Linked DNA regions of Homo sapiens: regions 2 and 3 are each linked to region 1. A link is an interaction called in ENCODE POLR2A ChIA-PET data of the cell type or tissue named here. Cell type or tissue: MCF 10A. All regions are shown on one strand. Each heading gives the region's core, and the rest is flanking DNA. Links, peaks and the distances in the headings are about the cores only.

What was found. ChIA-PET counts read pairs that join two places held together with the same protein. Peaks named below come from ENCODE experiments on the same cell type or tissue, not always from the same donor. Only the 100,000 strongest peaks of a DNase experiment are listed, where the experiment ranks them.
Region 2: POLR2A ChIA-PET joins it to region 1 with 38 read pairs; 14 of 35 experiments call an interaction of 5 or more read pairs at or near these places.
Region 3: POLR2A ChIA-PET joins it to region 1 with 14 read pairs; 7 of 35 experiments call an interaction of 5 or more read pairs at or near these places.

Annotation. Positions count from the first base shown.
Region 1 is chr1:204,070,161-204,076,327 of GRCh38, forward strand. It overlaps SOX13 (SRY-box transcription factor 13), which reads left to right and starts at 2,955. Exons shown (of 14, transcript NM_005686.3): 1 at 2,955-3,551. RefSeq lists enhancers at 3,634-4,326, 5,021-5,712. In MCF 10A, for the core only: a CTCF peak has its summit at 3,004; DNase peaks (open chromatin) are centred at 2,961, 3,521, 4,381 and 4,741.
Region 2 is chr1:204,124,762-204,130,928 of GRCh38, forward strand. SOX13 (SRY-box transcription factor 13) reads left to right here. Exons shown (of 14, transcript NM_005686.3): 13 at 1-96; 14 at 1,097-2,982. The coding sequence ends at 1,373. Among named protein-coding and RNA genes, the nearest start is that of ERLNC1, 14 kb to the right of the region's middle. RefSeq lists enhancers at 766-1,267, 1,268-1,767, 5,118-5,621, 5,622-6,124, 6,141-6,167. In MCF 10A, for the core only: CTCF peaks have their summits at 3,074 (motif pointing left) and 4,450 (motif pointing left); DNase peaks (open chromatin) are centred at 3,050, 4,420 and 4,960.
Region 3 is chr1:203,903,632-203,909,798 of GRCh38, forward strand. It overlaps the pseudogene HSPE1P6. Among named protein-coding and RNA genes, the nearest start is that of SNRPE, 45 kb to the left of the region's middle. In MCF 10A, for the core only: no CTCF peak of the experiment used is centred there; a DNase peak (open chromatin) is centred at 3,500.

The sequences.
Region 1 (6,167 bases), core at 845-5,844:
AAGAAAGTGTGGACTCATGAAGTGAGTGTTTCAAGGAGTGGCTGACTGGGTTACATCATGTAAATTTGATAGTTGTTCCTGGGAAATGGTGCAGTAGTAGAGAAAATCTAGAATCTTCAGTCAGATAGCTTCCTGTCTCACTAATTGGAGCTTCATTTTTCTTATCTCTAAAATGGGATTCCAGGTACTCAGGGACTTGCAAAGAGATGGAATTAAATTAAATTAAAAAATAAGATAAAATGGGGATAATGACACCAACATCACAGAACTGGGATAAGGTACAAATAGATACCATATAGGAAAACAGTATTGTGCCTAAGACCCAGTAGGGAGACACTTTATATCTTAATTTGGTGGCAGTGAGTGGAAGGGCTGATCTTTGCTCTTCCTCTCTTAATCTGCTGTTGCTAAGGACAGCTGCAGGGAGGTACCCACAATCAAGTTGCCCCCCTGAAGATGATCAGGGGCCAGAGAAAAACAACCAGATATATGGAAAACACAGGCATGTTGTCTGGGAGGAGGAAAGTCTTGGTGGCACTTGGGTACCCTTTTTTTTTTTTTTTTTTTTAGACAGAGTTTCCCTCTTGTTGCCCAGGCTGGAGTGCAGTGGCATGATCTCAGCTCACCACAACCTCCGCCTCCCGGGGTTCAAGCAATTCTCCTGCCTCAGCCTCCTGATTAGCTGGGATTACAGGCATGAGCCACCACGCCCGGCTAATTTTGTATTTTTAGTAGAGATGGGGTTTCTCCATGTTGGTCAGGCTGGTCCCAAACTCCCGACCTCAGGTGATCCTCCTGCCTCAGACTCCCAAAGTGCTGGGATTACAGGCGCGAGCCACCGCGCCCGGCAATTTGGGTAACCCTTTCATGATTTCTAGGATGGCTTCATCCATAGTTATCCAAACATCAAGCCTTTAATGTTGGCTTCTCCCACTCTCTTACACCCACCTGTTTTCTCCTTTCCATTCCCCCTACTCCCAGCTTAGCTCAGGCCTGCATCATTTTTACCCTGGCCACTGCCATTGTCTGGTCACTGGCCTCCTTCCTACCTCCAGCTAGATTGATGCCATCTGAGACCTTGCTTAGAATCCTTCAGTGGCTCCCCATTTCCTTCCATCAACAAGTATTGATCAATAAGTATTTATGAAGGGCCTGCTCTTTCCCAATCTCTGGCTAGGCACACTGGAGAGATACATCCCTGCCCTTGTGGAGCTTACAGTCCAGGGCGGAGACAGACAAATGAATGGTTACCATATTATTTACAAATGGGGTTTTTCCAGAGCCCACAGATGGGGCACCTGGCCCAGATATGGCCATCAAGAAAGGCTTCAGGGAAAGTTGATGTCTAGGCTGAGACCTAAAAGATGAATAAAAGGAGTTAGCCAGGCAAAGCAGTGGGCAAGGATGAGCCCTTAGAAGGCCTTCAGAGCCTTGCTGACCATCACCTTTGAACACATGCTGGCCACCCACACTGTGGGCATAGACTTATTAGTAGGTCCATGATTGTCACTCCTTTAATCTGCCCTACACCCACAGGTCCTTCCAAGACCCATTTCAGATGCCACCTCCCCCAAGAAGTTCCAGTCCCCATATCCCAGTGTCTTTGGTGGCCCTGTGCCCATTTGCCTGCCCTATCTTAGCCCTCTCCACTTCACTGCAATGGTATATTCACCCATTCCTTTACAAAATCAGAATCCAGAAAGGGCAGGACACCGTCTCATTTGTCTTCGTGTCCCCAGCACCCCGGTAAGCCAGGCATAGGTAGACTTTTTTTTTTTTTTTTTTTTGAGACAGAGTCTTACTCTGTCACCCAGGCTAGAGTGCAGTGGTGCGATCTCCACTCACTGCAACCTCTGCCTCCTGGGTTCAAGCAATTCTTCTGCCTCAGCCTCTTGAGTAGTTGGAATTACAGGCATGCACCACCACACCCGGCTAATTTTTGTATTTTTAGTAGAGAGGGGTTTTCACCATGTTGGCCAGGCTGGTCTCGAACTCCCAACCTCAGGTGATCTGCTGCCTTGGCCTCCCAAAGTGCTGGGATTACAGGCGTGAGCCACTGCGCCCGGTCATATGTAGACATTTGATAAATACGTTGAATGAAAGGAAACCAACTCTCCATTCTCCCCCACCCTCCCATATAATGGGACAGGAGAAAATAAGATTTATTTGAGAGGCTGCAAATGACAGGATTAGGGAGTGGTTGGAGATATCAGGAATCCGTCTAGCTACAGGTGAGATCAGGTTTTGTTTTTTTTGAGACGGAGTCTCGCCCTGTCGCCCAGGCAGGAGTGAGTGCAATGGCGCGATCTCGGCCCACTGCAACCTCCCACTCCCGGGTTCAAGCGATTCTCCTGCCTCAGCCTCCCGAGTAGGGGGTTACAGGCGCGCCACCACGCCCGGCTAATTTTTTGTATTTTTAGTAGAGACGGGGTTTCACCGTGTTAGCCAGGATTGTCTCCATCTCCTGACCTCGTGATCCGCCCCCGTCGGCCTCCCAAAGTGCTGGGATTACAGGCGTGAGCCACCGCGCCCGGCAGAGATCAGGTTCTTAAGGGAAGTCCGGAGAAATGGGGTTTTTAAAAAACCCGAGTCCAGGCTATCTGTTTGGAGGGGTTGGGAGGCTTGGAGCTGGACCAATAACTTCTTAGGTCTTGCTTTAAGGAGTGAAGATTCTCTGTAGCGACCCTCATACCTGGGCAGTGGGAGCGGGCAGAATCCTTCTTTCTTCTCTTCTCTACACCCCCTCACTCCACCCCCACCCTTCCCCGCCGCCCGTAAACCTTAGCTTTCCCCTTTCCAACAGAGGTTTCCAGCTGTTGATGCCTGGATGGACCCGGCTGCAGGGAGGAGGAGGAAACTCTCTGTCCCTCCCTTCTTCTGCAAGTCCCCACCCTCCCTCCCTCCTCCCCCTGCGCGCTCTCGGTCTCCCTCCCTCTTTCTCCTCTAGGCTGTCCAGTCGCCTCGCAGCAGCGAGCCGCGAGCGCCCTTCTCCAGTCCCGGCTTGGAACTGAACTGTGTGAGCACGGGTCCTGGAACCCGGGCCCAGAACCGGCGAGCCCAGGTCTGAGCCCAGAGCTCAGCGGTCAGCCTCGTAGGCCCTGACTCGGAATCGAGCCGAGGCGCTGAGGTTGGAGCCGGAGAGCGTGAGAGCCGAAGAGCAGGGAGGGCGGGCCGGCTGCGCGTCCGACGAGTCGCAGAGCAGGACCGCGGAAGGCAGGGAGACGGCCGCAAGCCCAGGGCAGAGGGCAGAGGGCAGAGAGCGGCCTGGCTCGGCGGAGAGGGCGCCGCCCGGCCGGAACCAAGCTCGCCGCCCGGGACGGCGGGCCCCGTGGGGCGCGGACCCAGGGTGGCCGTGGGTCCGCAGCGACTCCCCGGCCGACGGCGGGGGGCGTGCCCCCTCCCAGCCCAGCCTCCCCAACCCGGCCCGCCCGCCGCGTCGCGGGGGCATGTGAGCGGGAAGCCTAGGCTGCCAGCCGCGAGGACCGCACGGAGGAGGAGCAGGAGCGCGGAGCCGCGAGCCCCGAGCCCCGAGCCCGGCGCCTGGCTGAGTAGTAAGTGCACCCCTCCCCGCCATGATCGCGCCGTCGCGCCCATTTCCCCAGCTCTCTGAAGTTTGACACTTGCGCCCCTACGTTTCTGGGCACCCACCGGCTCTCTTCCCTGCGAGTTTCCACCCTGTGCAAAGTTTTTCGAGGAGAGACGGACCCTCACCTACCCCCAACAACGCTGGGCAGTGGCGGCTCCTCCCTGGCCGACTTGGGTCCTTGTGGAGAGGGATGGCAGCCTCTAAGGCAGTGCGTGGCTGTGTGTGTGTTTGTGTGTGTGTGTGTGTGTGTGTGTACGCGCGCGCGCGCGCGCGTTCACCACGCGGGTCGAGCTTAGGGTGCACCCCCAACCCGCTCCTCGCCGACCGCAGAGGACTAGGTCTTTCTCATCAGCCCGACTATGCGCCTAGTTTAAGGATTTCTCAGCGGGAAGCCGAAGCGACCTGCGCGCGTCCTGCGTGGGGCTCAGGTGCCTGCGACGAGGCGCAGAGCTCCTCCACCATGGTTGCGTGGGGTGCTGGGGGACAGACGCGCTCCCCTTGCCACGGTTTCAGGGTCGTTCCCCAGCGGACCAGACCAGCGCGGCATCCTGTTTGTTTTCTGCTCCGGCTGCTCCTGTCCCACCCCCACCCCCACCGCAGGCTGCTTCTTGCTACCCCCACCTCCCGCCCTGGGATATCGTAGGTGAGCCTTTTCATCCCGATTCCGCTGCAAACGCTGATCGCGCCTAGGGGTAGGGAGATGCGGAGCGGGTAGTCGTTCAGTTCCCAGCGGCTCGCCATTGTTTTCCCACCCCGCGCGTTCCGTACGTAAACACACACGCACACACAAGGTTGTGTGTGTGCGCCGGCTCTGGCTGCTTCCCGTCCCCAGGCGCGCAGGGATCGCCCGCGGGATTCGCTCAGCTGCCCGCATGGGTCTTCAGGCTGGAGGCGCTCCAGGACTTAACTGGAGCTGGAGAGGACAAGAGACGTGGGGGTTGCCGGACAGTACCGGGCGGGGCGGTGAGCCGGGCCTGGGCGGGAAGTGAATTTTGAACTTCAGCCCTGGACCTTTCCGGGAGGACCCCGAGCGCTGGAGCGGCGGCTCCCGCCCTGGAGGGCCCGCGGCAGCTGCAAAGACTCCGCTGGCGCTCTTGGCAGCCGCCTCGGTGACAGAGGCTTGGAGGAAGCCGAAGAGTTTTCCTGGGAAGTTTGCTTTGACTCTCTGGGAATTTCCGGGCAGGACGCCTCGGCGCTGGCGCTGGCGCTGGCGCTGGTGAAGGGGTCTGGCCAAAGACGGCCAGAGACGATGCTGCTGGCTCTTGACCACTAGGCTGTACTTGGCTCTCAGCAGTCCAAGTAGGTGGGTCTCTACCTCCCGGAGTTCATGCCTTCCAAACCAGTATCCCCCAAAGGATCACGACATGCCGGTTTCAAAGATGGGTGCATAACTCTGCTCGTTTTGGAGTCCAGGGAGGCAAGCTCGGTTCCAGCCGGGCGGCGCTCTCCGTCGAGCCAGGCCGCTCTCTGCCCTCTGCTCTCTGCCCTGGGCGTGGGGCTGTCTCCCTGCCTACCGCGGTTGTGCTTTCGGACTCGTCCGACGCGGCGCCAGCCCGCTACCTCCCGCTCTCCCTCTCCCCCGCTCCCTGGCTCCCCGGCTCCCTGACTCCGTAATCTGCGCCTCGGCGCAGTTGCGAGTCAGGGCCTGAGGCTGACCCCTGTTTCCACTGTGCTTCATTAGAAAGCGCTTCACAAGATGCTGGGATTCAGCACATTTGGATTCCAGTTCCCCATCGATGAGCAGCGTGGGTTTGGACTTCCCCGCATGCGAAATGGGCAGAGTTATGCACCCAACTTTGAAACTGGCATGTCGTGATCGTTTGGGGGATACTGGTTTGGAAGGCATGATCTCCAGGAGGGTAGGGACCCACCTACCTCTGGATCATTAAGGGCCAAATATAGCCTAGTGGTTAAGAGTCCTGGAGCTGGAGTTAGATCCCGGATGCCACTGGCGGTGTGACTCTGGGCAATTTAACTTAACCTCTGTGCCTCAGTTTCCTCAGCCATAAAATAGGGTTAATATGAACGCTTCATGGGGTTGTCTTGAGGATTAAAAGACTTAATAAAGTGAAACTGAGAACAGTGCCTGGCACATAATAAGTGCTAGGTAAATATGAGCTATTATTGCCATTATTACTTAACTGACCTTGTACAGAGCCCAGAAGAGCACTTGGTGATTGTGCTCAACTAATCAATTATAACATTGCCCACTTCTGGAGAGGAGGAGATCTTGTACTCTCTCCCACCCTTGCCTGATTCCAGCCCCTCAGATCAAACGTATCCTTCTTACTCCTTGTCTAGTGCCATCTTCTCGAGTCTTTTTTCTTTTTCTTGTTTCCTTCCTTTCTCCCTCCCTTCACAACTTTTGTGAAAGCATTTCATTCCCTCCTTTCCTCATTCTTAAAAATCAATCTTGGCTCAACTGCAGTGTTCTCTCCATGGAAATCAGGTCCCAGGAAGGAATTGTCTCCAAAAGGGTGTCCCTTGAGCGTCCTCAGCCTGGGCTGCTGGATCAGGATTGGATGTGCATTTGTGTCTCTGGGGCAGGGTGAATTTCCAGAGCAAAGAGCCTGTCAGGTGT
Region 2 (6,167 bases), core at 614-5,613, 54 kb after region 1:
CACCTGCATCGTGGAGGGCAAGCGGCTGCGCGTGGGAGAGTACAAGGCCCTGATGAGGACCCGGCGTCAGGATGCCCGCCAGAGCTACGTGATCCCGTGAGCAGGCCCCCCCGCAGGCAGCCAGGAGACTGTGTGTACATGTGTAGCTCTCATGAGTGGCTGGGTGTCAGTGTGTGGCCTGCCTTTGTGTGTGACCCCAGGGGTGCTGTGTGTATGCGTACGTGTGTGTGTTATCTGTGTATAGCTGAGCCTGCACGTGCGACCCGACTGTGTATGGCTATGTATGTGACTGTGGTGAGCACTCAGTGGCTGAGGATGTAGGAATGTGACTGGAGGACTGGCCACGTGGACCTGGAGAAAGTGCCTGTAGATCCCACGGCCGATAAACTCAATAGAAATTCAGAGGTGCTAGAAATCAAAGTATTCATCACACAGAAAGGTTCCTGACTTGACTAAAGCAAGCACCCTAGTCTATTCCTTTAAACAGGACATCTCCCAGGGCATTTAAAATATACAATTTCTGCCTGGTATAGTGACACACGCCTGTAATGCCAACACTTTGGGAGGCTGAGGCAGGAGGATCCCTTGAGCTCAGGAGTTTGAGACCAGCCTGGGCAACATAGTGAAACCTCATCTTTAAATAAAATTAGCCAGGTGTGGTGGTTCACACCTGTAGTCCCAGCTACTCAGGAGGCTGAGGCAGGCTCAGGAGGATCACTTGAGCCTGGGAGGCTGACGCTGCAGTCAGCTGTGATTGTACCACTGTTCTCCAGCATGGGTGACAGAGCATGACCCTGTCTCTAAATATAAGTAAACAAAACATAAAATATACAAGTTCTAAAAACTGGATTCACACATGATCCTCCAAGAATATTATCTGTTGAACACATCTATGGCCCTAGGTCTGCAGGTCATCTGCAGGGTCGTAGGTGCCAGTGAATTTGGCCATCAGAAAGCAGGCTGGGGGCAGGGTATATAAGTCACAGCCAAGAGTGTGTGGAGTGGGAGTGCATGCTCTGAGGAGGCCTGGAGGGGAGATGGGTTTGGGGTTGAATCAAGTGTGCATCCATCACCGTTCCCCTTCTCTGCCCCACAGCCCGCAGGCTGGCCAGGTGCAGATGAGCTCCTCAGATGTCCTGTACCCTCGGGCAGCAGGCATGCCGCTGGCACAGCCACTGGTGGAGCACTATGTCCCTCGTAGCCTGGACCCCAACATGCCTGTGATCGTCAACACCTGCAGCCTCAGAGAGGAGGGTGAGGGCACAGATGACAGGCACTCGGTGGCTGATGGCGAGATGTACCGGTACAGCGAGGACGAGGACTCGGAGGGCGAAGAGAAGAGCGATGGGGAGTTGGTGGTGCTCACAGACTGATCCCGGCTGGGTGGGCCTGGCCCCTTCTCCTCTGGGGAAGACCTTGTCCCAACTCGATGGGCACAGCCAGCCAACCTAAGACTATGTTGGTACTTGGACTTGTTCGTGCCCCAGAGATGGGCAAAGCTGTGCACTTGCAGATACATTCATGAGGGGAGAGGCGCCCTCCCTTCCTGAGGAGCTGTTGGCCTGGGTGGGCAGGAACTGCAGTATGGCCATGGGCTGAGCAGGCTGAGCACCTCAGCCTTTAGGGCTTATGGCCAGGGGACACTGTATGACTCTCCTCTCCTGCAGGTGTCTATCCACCTGGGGTATGGCATCTACCGACCTGTCTCCCTGGGGTCACATGCTTTGTTTCCATTCTTGTCCTGGCTGGACCAGCCACTGTGGGACCAACACCCCTCCCACACTCCCCCAGACTGCTCGTCTATCACCAGGATCGCTTTGTACTTTGTGCAAAAGGGTCTGGCTGTCCCTTGCTGTTTTCATCTCTGCCAAGCCTATTGTGCCTCTGGCTGCTGTATGTGTGCGCGTGCACGTGTGTGTGTTTCATCTGTTCATTCACTGCACAAGATATTTATTGAGTGCCCACTACGTGCCAGGCACTGTTGCTGAGTTCCTGTGGGTGTGTCTCTCGATGCCACTCCTGCTTCTCTGGGGGCCTCTTTCTGTGCTTCTCTTTGTCCCCAAATTGCTACCTCTTTGTCAGTCTGGGTGTCTCAGGTTCTGTGTGTCCTTGTGTGCATTTCTGTCTCTCTCTGTCCTCGTCTCTCTGCAAGGCCCTCTATTTCTCTCTTTCTTGGTGTCTGTCCTTTGCCCCCTGTGCCCTCTGGATTCTCTGGGTCTATGTAGGCCCCTGGTCTGCCCTGGGCTCATCAGCCTTCCTGACCTCCTCCTGCCCTCCCCTTCACTCCCTCCCTGGCTCTGCCAGTCGGTTCCCACGGAGCCATTTTTAGCTCTGATCAGCATGGGAATGTGCCTCGGCCTCCAAGGGGCTTTGTCCTGGTGCCCCCGCCCCTGGTCCCAACCTGATCCCACGAGGGAGTTGGGACAGGAGGATTGATGGTGCTCCCCTTCCTGCCAGCGTCAGAGGCCCTGGAGAGGGGCTGTCCATGGCAGCTGGTCTTTATTCCTCCCTCATGAGCACAGGGTCGGGGGGGTCCCCATTCTTGGAAGAGGTTGAGAAGACTCCTGGGCTTCAGCCTCTCCCACCCAGCCCTGCCCCTCACCTGCCTGCCCTCCCCTCCCCCACTCTATACTAGGGACTGGATCTCAGCCTCTGATCAGTTTCACAAAGTTTGTTCCCTAAGGAAATCAAATCCCATTGTCACCTAACTCTGAAGATCTAAATAGCCCTTGGATCAGTATGGGAACCCCAAATCCCACAGGGCCAGATGTGGAGTCTGTGTCTGCCCCCGTCTTCTCTCCATCCTCAAAGCCCCCACTTCTCTCCAGGCTGTTTCTTTTTTTATGACTGTAAACATAGATAGTGCTTTATTTTGTTAATAATAAGATAATGATGAGTAACTTAACCAGCACATTTCTCCTGTTTACACTCGGGGGATTTTTTTGTTTTCTGATGACATAATAAAGACAGATCATTTCAGAATCTGGCCCTTGTGCAGGGGAGGAGGGAGGCTGGCCTAAGTCCAGAATTCCCAAATATGCCACCAGCCTGGGCACCACTGTCCCCTGGTGGCAGCCTGCAGGAGCTTCAGGCCTGGGGCCTCAGAGGAATTGGCTTAATGCAAGGGAATCCCAGGCCAAGCTTGTGAGTGACACATGCCCTCCACAGAGCCCACGCTGAATGCCCCTACCTTGACGAGGTGAGGCCACCCGGATCCTAAGAAAGAAGGCAGTAGTAAGAGCACTGTAATAGGAGTCATGAAGCTCGGGGTCTCTCTAGAACTGGCCACATGGCTGGGGTTGGGGAGTGGGAGCCAGGTCTCTCCTTTGGGGCCTCATTGTCCTCATCTGACAACAAGATTAAACCTTATACCTGGTTCTTACCATTCAGAGAAGTAGCCCTTTGAGACTCTAATGAAAGCTGTGGATCCTTTTCTTAGAAAAGGGCCCACAAAGGTTTACCCTGAAGCCCATCTGAGGCCCCTACGATGCTAATTAATGAAGCAGGGTCTCTAATGATAATGCTTCAGGGCTCTCTATCCATGACACATGCTTTGAGTGAACACTTCAGACCTAGTTATCCCATTAGGAGAAGTAATAGGCCTGCAAGGGCCGGATGACAGACTGAAACACCTCAAAAATGCATATTAACCAGGCTCTAGAGAGACACATCTTGTAGTGAAAAATTAATCCCATCAGTATAGAGTGGGGACAGCAAAACCGAATGGCAGTAGTTCTTGTGGAAGAGTTGGACTTGGGCTGCATTAATAGAGGCTTGTGTTCACAACAGGGGAGGTGATGGTCCAGTGTACCCCACACAGACCTAGTCCCAGGGGTAGCGTGCCCTTCCTCGCCCCCTCACTAGGGAAGTCTCACAATGGAGGGGCCCTGAAGCAGGCACCCCACATGGAGGAGCACAGGAGGGATCCTGGTGCACATTGTCCTTAGAGGAATAGTCAGAAGGGTCAGGCGTGTTTCCTCTAGAAAAGAAGACAGAGTTGGACAGAAAGGACAAGATTGCTTTCTCCAAAACTGCCAGGTGGGCAAAGTGTAGTATTGCACAAAGTTCATGAGGCAGAACTTGAGCTCCTGGATGAGGTTCAAGACTGTCTTGACATAAAGAACACCTTTTCCACAAAAAAGAGTGAACTTCCCAACTCAAGTCCTCAAGCTCTTGAGTACTGGTGGAGGGATTTCTAGATTGGAGAGGGTAGTGGTGAGAGAGGGTAGGTGTGGTGGTTGATTCTAGGGCCACAAAGTTGGGAGGGTGTGGAATGGAGACTGCCCAAGAATTAAGGGCCCAGCCATTTGGTATGGGGAGCGTCCTGAACGCTGGCTGGCTGTTTTTTCCCCAGCCCGGGTTCTCAGAGCCTCCTCTCCTTCGCCCTCCCCACGCCACGTCTGGAAAAGATGCAGGCAGAGGTGGGAGGAGGAGCTGGCGGCGGCGCCTGCCCCCTGGTGGTCACGATGGAGAGCTGCCCATTGCACCTCCCACTCCCCTCAGCCCTCTGCCCTCCGGCCCTCCGCTCTCCGCCCTCCCCTCTCCGCCCGCCCCTCTCGGCCCCCGGCCTCCTCCACTCCACTGGTGGGTCCAAACCATGTCCTGCCAGTCTCAAGACTCTCCCAGCCTGGCTCATTCCCACCTGTCGGTCCTGAGTTCCTCTTCCCTCCCGCAAGTCCTCTTGTCTTGCCTGCCTTATTCCCTCTGCTGAGACACAGTTGCGGGTCCTGGAGCCCCACCCCTGTCTCATGAGAGGCAGGATGGGGCCAGGTGGTTGGAGAGGCCAGGAGCAGAGTGCTGTGGTCATTACCAGGAAAGCTGGGCTACAAGTTCGTCCCCTCCGTGCGTCTCCGGCAGAGACCGAGGGGCAGAGCCCGTTGGGAAGGTGAATGTGCCCAGGAGTCCTTTAACTAGAGCTCTTTGCTAAGAGTCCTGGAAGGGGCCCGAGGGGGTGGAACCCGGATCACACTGGGAGGCTCCCAGGCCTGGTGCTCAGCCAGGAGGACAGGAGTGCTGGTTAGCCTGGGGTGGCAGTGAAAGGAGCCAAGGTGGAACTCCCAGACTTTGAGGAACAGGGTTGTGTTCCCTGCCACCACACCGGCTCACTCCCCTGGAGGACTGGGGGAAGGAGAATGCTTTCTCAGAGGCGGCAGTGGGATGATGTCTGCTGTTAATTCCTTCCCATACAGATGGTGGTCAGGACCTTAGGGGCACAGGACAATACCCGGGGGGGGGGGGGGGGCTCTGTCCCAGCCATTCCCTACTCACCACTGCAACACTTATCTCCAGCGCAACAGCATCAAGACCCAGGAGGCTGGAAACAAAGCTGGCTTCACAGTGTTAATTCTGCCCTCAATTCCAGAGGTGGCTCAGAGAGGAAGAAGGAGCGGGGACACTGCTATTTAGTCCAGACAGGTAGTGTCTATGATGACCACCTGACCCCACAGGTGACCCCAGGGGGCCCCTACCTGCCCAGCCCTGGCACCATCCCTATGCCTGGGCACCTCTTTCGCTCGTGTCCCCCCACTGTCACCCCCCGAGGCTGCTGCCCATGGAGGGCCTGGCTATGCTGGATCACCATGACCTTGAAAGCTCCAGCTGCAGGTGCCAGCTCCAGTGGTTGCCATGGCACCAGGGTGCTTTTTGCAGGCAAAAGCCAAACAACCAGAGTCCACCTGGCAGGCTGCTGCTGCTGTTGCCTCTGCTGCCCCTAAGGGCACTGGGCACTTACTGGCAGGGGGGCAGTCCTGGAGCAGCTGCTGCCCAGTGCACAGCCTGGGAAGTATAGCCGGAGTGACTGGGCTGCCAAGAGGGGTGCCCCCTTCTCATCTTTGAGTTTCTGCTCTTCCTTCTGGCCTTCTGAAAAAGTGACGGATTGGTTCCAGAAATCACTCCTGCCTGTTCTCAGGCAGAGCAGCCCCTTCCCCACCCCACTGACAGCTGGGAGCCAGACATGACCGAGGAAGGTGTCCTGAGCACTTCTATTTAGAATGTCACTGGTTCATCTCCTGGGTCAACCAAAGTCCTTGTAATCCACAGCCTAGTTCCCCCTAAGCAGTGCTTTACCGGGTTTAACTGGTAGGTTCTACTAAGAGAGTCAAAGGCACAGAAGCTGAGTGAGAGAAATAGGGGGCCCTGCCCAGAGCCTTCGGAGCTAGGTGCACAGG
Region 3 (6,167 bases), core at 808-5,807, 170 kb before region 1:
GAAATATGGAAATTATTTACATGATGAAAGATTTCAGAACTTCAGTGGAATGGGCAGTTTCACGTTGATGCCATTTCAATAGTGACTTATTTCAGCCTACGTACTTTCCAAGAATGTCACCATCTCTAAACAGGAAATAATCCTTGTCATCTAGAACTACTTTGGTGCCTCCATATTCTGGGAGAAGAACTTTATCTTCAACTTTCACTCTAACTGGTTGAATCTCTCCACCCTTTCCTTTAGAACACGATCCAACAGCGACTACTGTTGCTTGCAATACTTTTCCTTGAAGCATAATGCCTCCTTTGGTTACAGTTTCAGCAGTACTCCTTTCAACCAATACTTGGTCAAAGAGTGGAAGAAACTTTCTAAACGCTTGTCCTTCCTGCCATGACTCCCTCCGCCTCAGACTCATACTCCGCTCTCTTGTTTTTATAGTCATCTGTCATCAGGAGTGGAGCCAGGCTTTGTAGGACCTGAAGCTCATGTAATTTGGGGACTCTTTTTGTTAAAAAAAAAAAAAAAGAAAGAAAAAAGTGAAAATATAAATTTATAAAATCATAAGTACAAAATTATGCACAGAAGTAACTTTTCATTTAGAGTGAAAAAAGAAATCATAACAAATTAAAAAAATTTTAAATCAAGAACACAAATTATAAAATCCAGAAAAACAACATAATATTTTTATTGATTACCTGACTCACCTCTGTGATACTTTTCTTCCTGCAACTCTGATTGCTTCATCATATGACAATATTTTGTAGTATTTTTTCCTTTCTTTCTTTTTTTTTTTTTTTTTGAGACAAGGTTTCACTCTGTCTCCCGGGCTAGAGTGCAATGGCACCATCACAGCTCATTGCAGCCTTGACCTCCCGGGCTCAAGTGATTCTCCCGCCTCAGCCTCCCAAGTAGCTGGGACTGCAGATGCACACCACCAAGCCCAGCTGATTTTTGTATTTTTTGTAGAGGTGGGATCATGCCATGTTGCCCAGACTGGTCTTGAACTACTGAGCTCAAGCAATCCACCTACGCTGGCCTCCCAAAGTGCTGGGATTACAGATGTGAGTCACCGTGCCTGGTCAAGATTTTGTAGTATTTTCTCTTACACGAATAGAAAGATAAATCAATCTTTTCTCTCTTCTTCTTTGAAATTTATTTTCATTACTGATTGTTTAGAAAAGTTTCTTTCATCTTTACAACTTCCTTTTGGTAACACCATGTAATTTCTTAAGATTGTTGTCAAATTTGGTAAAACGTCTACCAAGTTTCTTTCATATATAAACTTTAAGATTTCAAAGTGTTCGGCTGGGCACGGTGGCTCATGCCTGTAATCCCAGGACTTCGGGAGGCTGAGGCGGGTGGATCACGAGGTCAGGAGTTCAAGACCAGCCTGGCCAAGATGGTGAAACCCCATCACTACTAAAACTACAAAAATTAGCCAGGCACAGTGTCAGGTGCCTGTAATCCCAGCTACCGGGAGGCTGAGGCAGAAGAATCACTTGAACCTGGGCGGCAGAGGTTGCAGTGAGCCGAGATCGCGCCACTACACTCTAGCCTGGGTGACAGAGTGAGACTCTGTCTCAGAAAAATAAAAATAAAAAAAGATTTCAGGGTGTTCAAATTTTCTTGTGCAATGACTAATCTCAAATATACTTTGCATTAATAACTCACTAATTTGTCATAGATGTCTTATTTTAGTGAGTACTATGTTGTTATAGTTAACTAAGCGAGAGACTTAAATCTATTTCCAATATGTTTATATGATTCATTTATCTTCATTTATTGGATTTTTTTTTTTAAGAGAGAGTCTCACTGTGTTGCCCCGGCTGGAGTGCAGTACTGTGGCTCACCACAGCCTCCACCTCCCAGATAAAGGTTCTGGCAGATTCAGTTTCTGGTGAGGCGCTCTTCCTAGCTTGCAGATAGCTGTTGCCCCTGTGTACTCACATGGCTTCTCTTCTGTGTTCATGAAGAGAAAGAGATGTCTAGTTTCTTTTCCTCTTATTTATTATTATTATTTTTTGAGACAAAGTCTCGCTCTTGTCCTCCAGGCTGGAGTGCAATGGCGCGATCTCGGCTCACTGCAACCTCCGTCTCCCAGGTTCAAGCGATTCTCCTGCCTCAGCCTCCTGGGTAGCTGCGATTACAGGTGCCTGCCACCATGCCTGGCTAATTTTTGTATTTTTAGTAGAAATGGGGTTTCACCACATTGGCCAGGCTGGCCTTGAACTCCTGACCTCAGGTGATCCACCCGCCTCGGCCTCCCAAAGTGCTGGGATTACAGGCGTGAGCCACTGTGCCCGGCTGAGCAAACCACACCCGGCGTCTTTTCCTCTTATAGGGACACCAGTCCTGTTGGATTTGGGCCCCACTCTTATGATCTCATTTAACCTTAAAAGCCCTATCTCCAAATATAGTCACATTGGTTAGGGCTTCAATATATAAATTTCAGTGGTGGCTGGGGAGGGGAGTAGGGAGAGGTGGTGTGCTGGGAAACACAATTCAGTCCATAACAGTAAGCATTTTAAGCTTAGCATATTACTCACTAAACAAAATCACGGTTCTGTTCCTATAAAAGACTGTTGGTGCCTGGCCCATCCTCCTGCCTCAGCCTCCCAAAGTGCTGGGATTACTGGTGTGAGCCACCACGCCTGGCCTCCTGCTGGTTCCTGGTCATGGTGCTTTGTTTCCTGGTGGTTTTGTGATTTTTTTTTTGTTTTGCTTTGTTGCTGTACTGACTTTTTAAAAAACATTTTCTTTAGAAATTCCTTGAGGCGTGGGATAGATGAGTTCCTCCAAAGGGATATGCTTCTTTTGAGCATCTGAGGGCATCATTGTACTAGGACTATTTTAATCCTAATTCTTGGTTTATGATTTTTTTTTTCTAATATGCGTTAGGTTATACGTGTTTCTGCTGCAAACCTGCATTAGGGCTTGCTTGTGGTTACAGGTTCTTGGAGGAGATAATCTCCCTTTCCTGACTTAGCACCGAATTTTGAGATGAGCAATTATTGCTGTAGTCATCTGGTGGTGATAATTGTGGTGGAGAAATGGATGATTTCTAATGTGCCTTACACTGAGAGAGTAACTCTTTGGGACCCAGTTTTATAGGGGGAAGAGGGAATCTCCTTTTAGATTCCCTATTTTAGATGGGTTTGGGCTTTGATTTCCAACCCACCTGCTGCACAGTACTATTAAACTTGAACCTGAGTTCTTCCAGTTTTGGTAGGTATCCTCTAGATTTCACTTCATTCTTACTTTAATGTATTATATTTCATTGTTTGAAATATTTTTTTCACATTTTAACATCTTTGAAATCAGTGTGTATCTTAAATTGTCTATAATCACTGTCAGCCAGTCAGCCATTACATAAATGTCATTGTTTATGCATGTATGAATATCAAAATTGCAGCATCAAAAATTGCAGAAGGAATGTCAGTGGCTTGGAAGAAAATCTTGAGACTAATAGTGGAGCATTCTTTTAACCCCGAGGCATCGAATGTTAGTGGAGAGGGGATAGCACAGTGAGTCAGACATTTCAGCAACACTCCTAAAATATGAGTCAGAAGTAGGTTAGTGCTACATAATAGCAAAGTCAGGCTTAAGAGCCCAGCATTAATTTTTTTTCATTATGTTAAGGATTGTTTTTTGAAATAATACATTTGTAATGTTCTTGATGGCACAGACAATTGTGTGGAAGAGTCAGATTAAATGTGAGGTAGTTTTAAGCACACCTTAAGCAATTTTTTCACTTACCTTTTAATATATGCTCAAAAGTAATATATGATTAAAAATAAGCTGGATCAGCCTGATGTGGTGGCTCATGCCTGTAATCTCAGCACTTTGGGAGGTTGAGGCAGGAGGATCTCTTGAGCCCAGGAGTTCAAGACCAGCTTGGGCAACATAGCAAGACCCTGTCACTACTAAAGTAAAAAAATTGGCCAGGCACGGTGGCTCACGCCTGTAATCCCAGCACCTTGGGAGGCCGAGGCAGGCCAATCACCTGAGGTCAGGAGTTTGAGACCAGTCTGACCAACATGGAGAAACCCCGTCTCTTCTAAAAATACAAAATTAGCCGAATGTGGTGGCGTATGCCTGTAATCCCAGCTACTCAGGAGGCTGAGGCTGGAGGACTGCTTGAGCCCAGGAGGTCCAGCCTGCAGTGAGCCATGATCACACCACTGCACTCCAGCCTGGGCAACAGAGTGAGACCCTGTCACAAAAAAATAAAATTACAAAAATAAGCTGGGTGCAGTAGCATTTGTCTACAGTCTCAGCTACTCAGGAGGCAGAGGCAGGAGGATTGCTTGAGGACTTCAGAAGTCTTGGGTAACATAGGAAGATCTTATCTTTAAATAAGTAAATAAATAAAAATGAAGGAAAAAATAGATGATTAGCCTACAAGATCTTCCATAAGTGTAAAATAAGTTACAAGAAAAAAGTTATAAGAAAGCATTATGTCATAGTTTGATTACATTTGTTTTCTTTCTTAGTAGTAAAGTAATGGCATATCTTTCAACCAACGATGCCTTAGATGTATAATACATTAAGTCATCTTTACTTTCTTTTTTTTTTCCTTTTTTTTTTTTGAGACAGAGTCTTGCTCTGTTGCCCAGGCTGGAGTGCAGTGACGCCATCTCGGCTCACTGCAAGCTCCGCCTCCCGGCTTCACGCCATTCTCCTGCCTCAGCCTCCCGAGTGGCTGGGACCACAGGAGCCCACCACCACGCCTGGCTAATTTTTTGTATTCTTAGTAGAGATGGCATTTCACCGTGTTAGCCAGGATGGTCTTGATTTCCTGACCTTGTGATCCGCCTGCCTCGGCCTCCCAAATTGCTGGGATTACAGGCATGAGCCACCACGTCCAGCTGTAATCTTTACTTTCTTGTCAGCTTTTGAATGCATTTAAGACTTTTTAAAATCCAGTAATTTTAGTTGATTTTACCAGGTGGTTCAGTCCTGTAGTATCTAGTCTACTATACTAAACAGAAATATTTTTGTAGTACTTTTATAATCAGAAAACATAATATTTCCAAAAAATTGTCTGGTTTAGAAGTGGTCTTTCAGGAGAAAAGAGTAAGACCTATAGTAAGAAAAAACAAGTTTTTTTTCTTTGGGATGGGAACATTTTTAGCATGTTTGTGTATTATTTGTGTGTTAATGTTTCTAATATTTTGTGTATCTCTTCTCTGTTCTTAATTAGATTTTCTGGAGGCTCGTATATTTCTTTTTTTGGAGACAGAGTCTCACCCTATCCCCCAGGCTGGAGTGCAGTGGCGTGATCTCTGCTCACTGCAACCTCCACCTGCGGGGTTCAAGCAATTCTCCTGCCTCAGCCTCCCAAGTAGCTGGGATTATAGGTGCCTGCCACCATGCCCAGTTAATTTTTGTATTTTTAGTAGAAACAGGGTGTCACCATGTTGGTCTGGCTGGTCTCAAACTCCCGACTTCAGATGATCCACCCGCCTCGGCCTCCCAAAGTGCTGGCATTACAGGTATGCATCACCACGCCCGGCCTGTCATTGCTTTTTATATAATAATTTTTCTTACTCAAAAAGTAATATAACATTTAAAACTGTGTATTTTCTTTCAAATACTGCTTTGACTTCATCACAAAGATTTAGATAGGTTGGTATTTTCATTATTATTTTTAAATGGCTAACTAATAATACTTCCTAACATTTGTCATACACTTTTATATAGCCTACCAAGCACTCTTTTTTTGTACTTTCCTTTTCTGTCTTCTTTTTTGTCCAAGTTCTCATCTGTGGGGTACTTGTTTATTTTACAGGTTATTGACGACTATTCCTAAGAAAACATTTATGCCATTAATGTTTAATTGTGTTTGTCCATTTTTTTAGTGTCTTTTTTGTTTAAAATAGAGAAGGTGTCTTGCTTTGCTGCCCAGGCTTGTCTCAAACTCCTGGCTTTAAGCAATCCTCCTGCCTCGGCCTCCCAAAGTGCTAGGATTATAGGCATGAACCACTGCACCTGGCCTAATATTTAATTGTGGATGGAAAATATAGTCCCAAAAATGTTTTCCTTTATTGTCTTTAATGAGATTTTTCTCTATAACCAGATATGTTTAATTTCTTTTTTTTTTTTTTTTTTTTTGTTTGAGACAGAGTCTCGCTCTGTCGCCCAGGCTGGAGTGCAGTGGCACAATC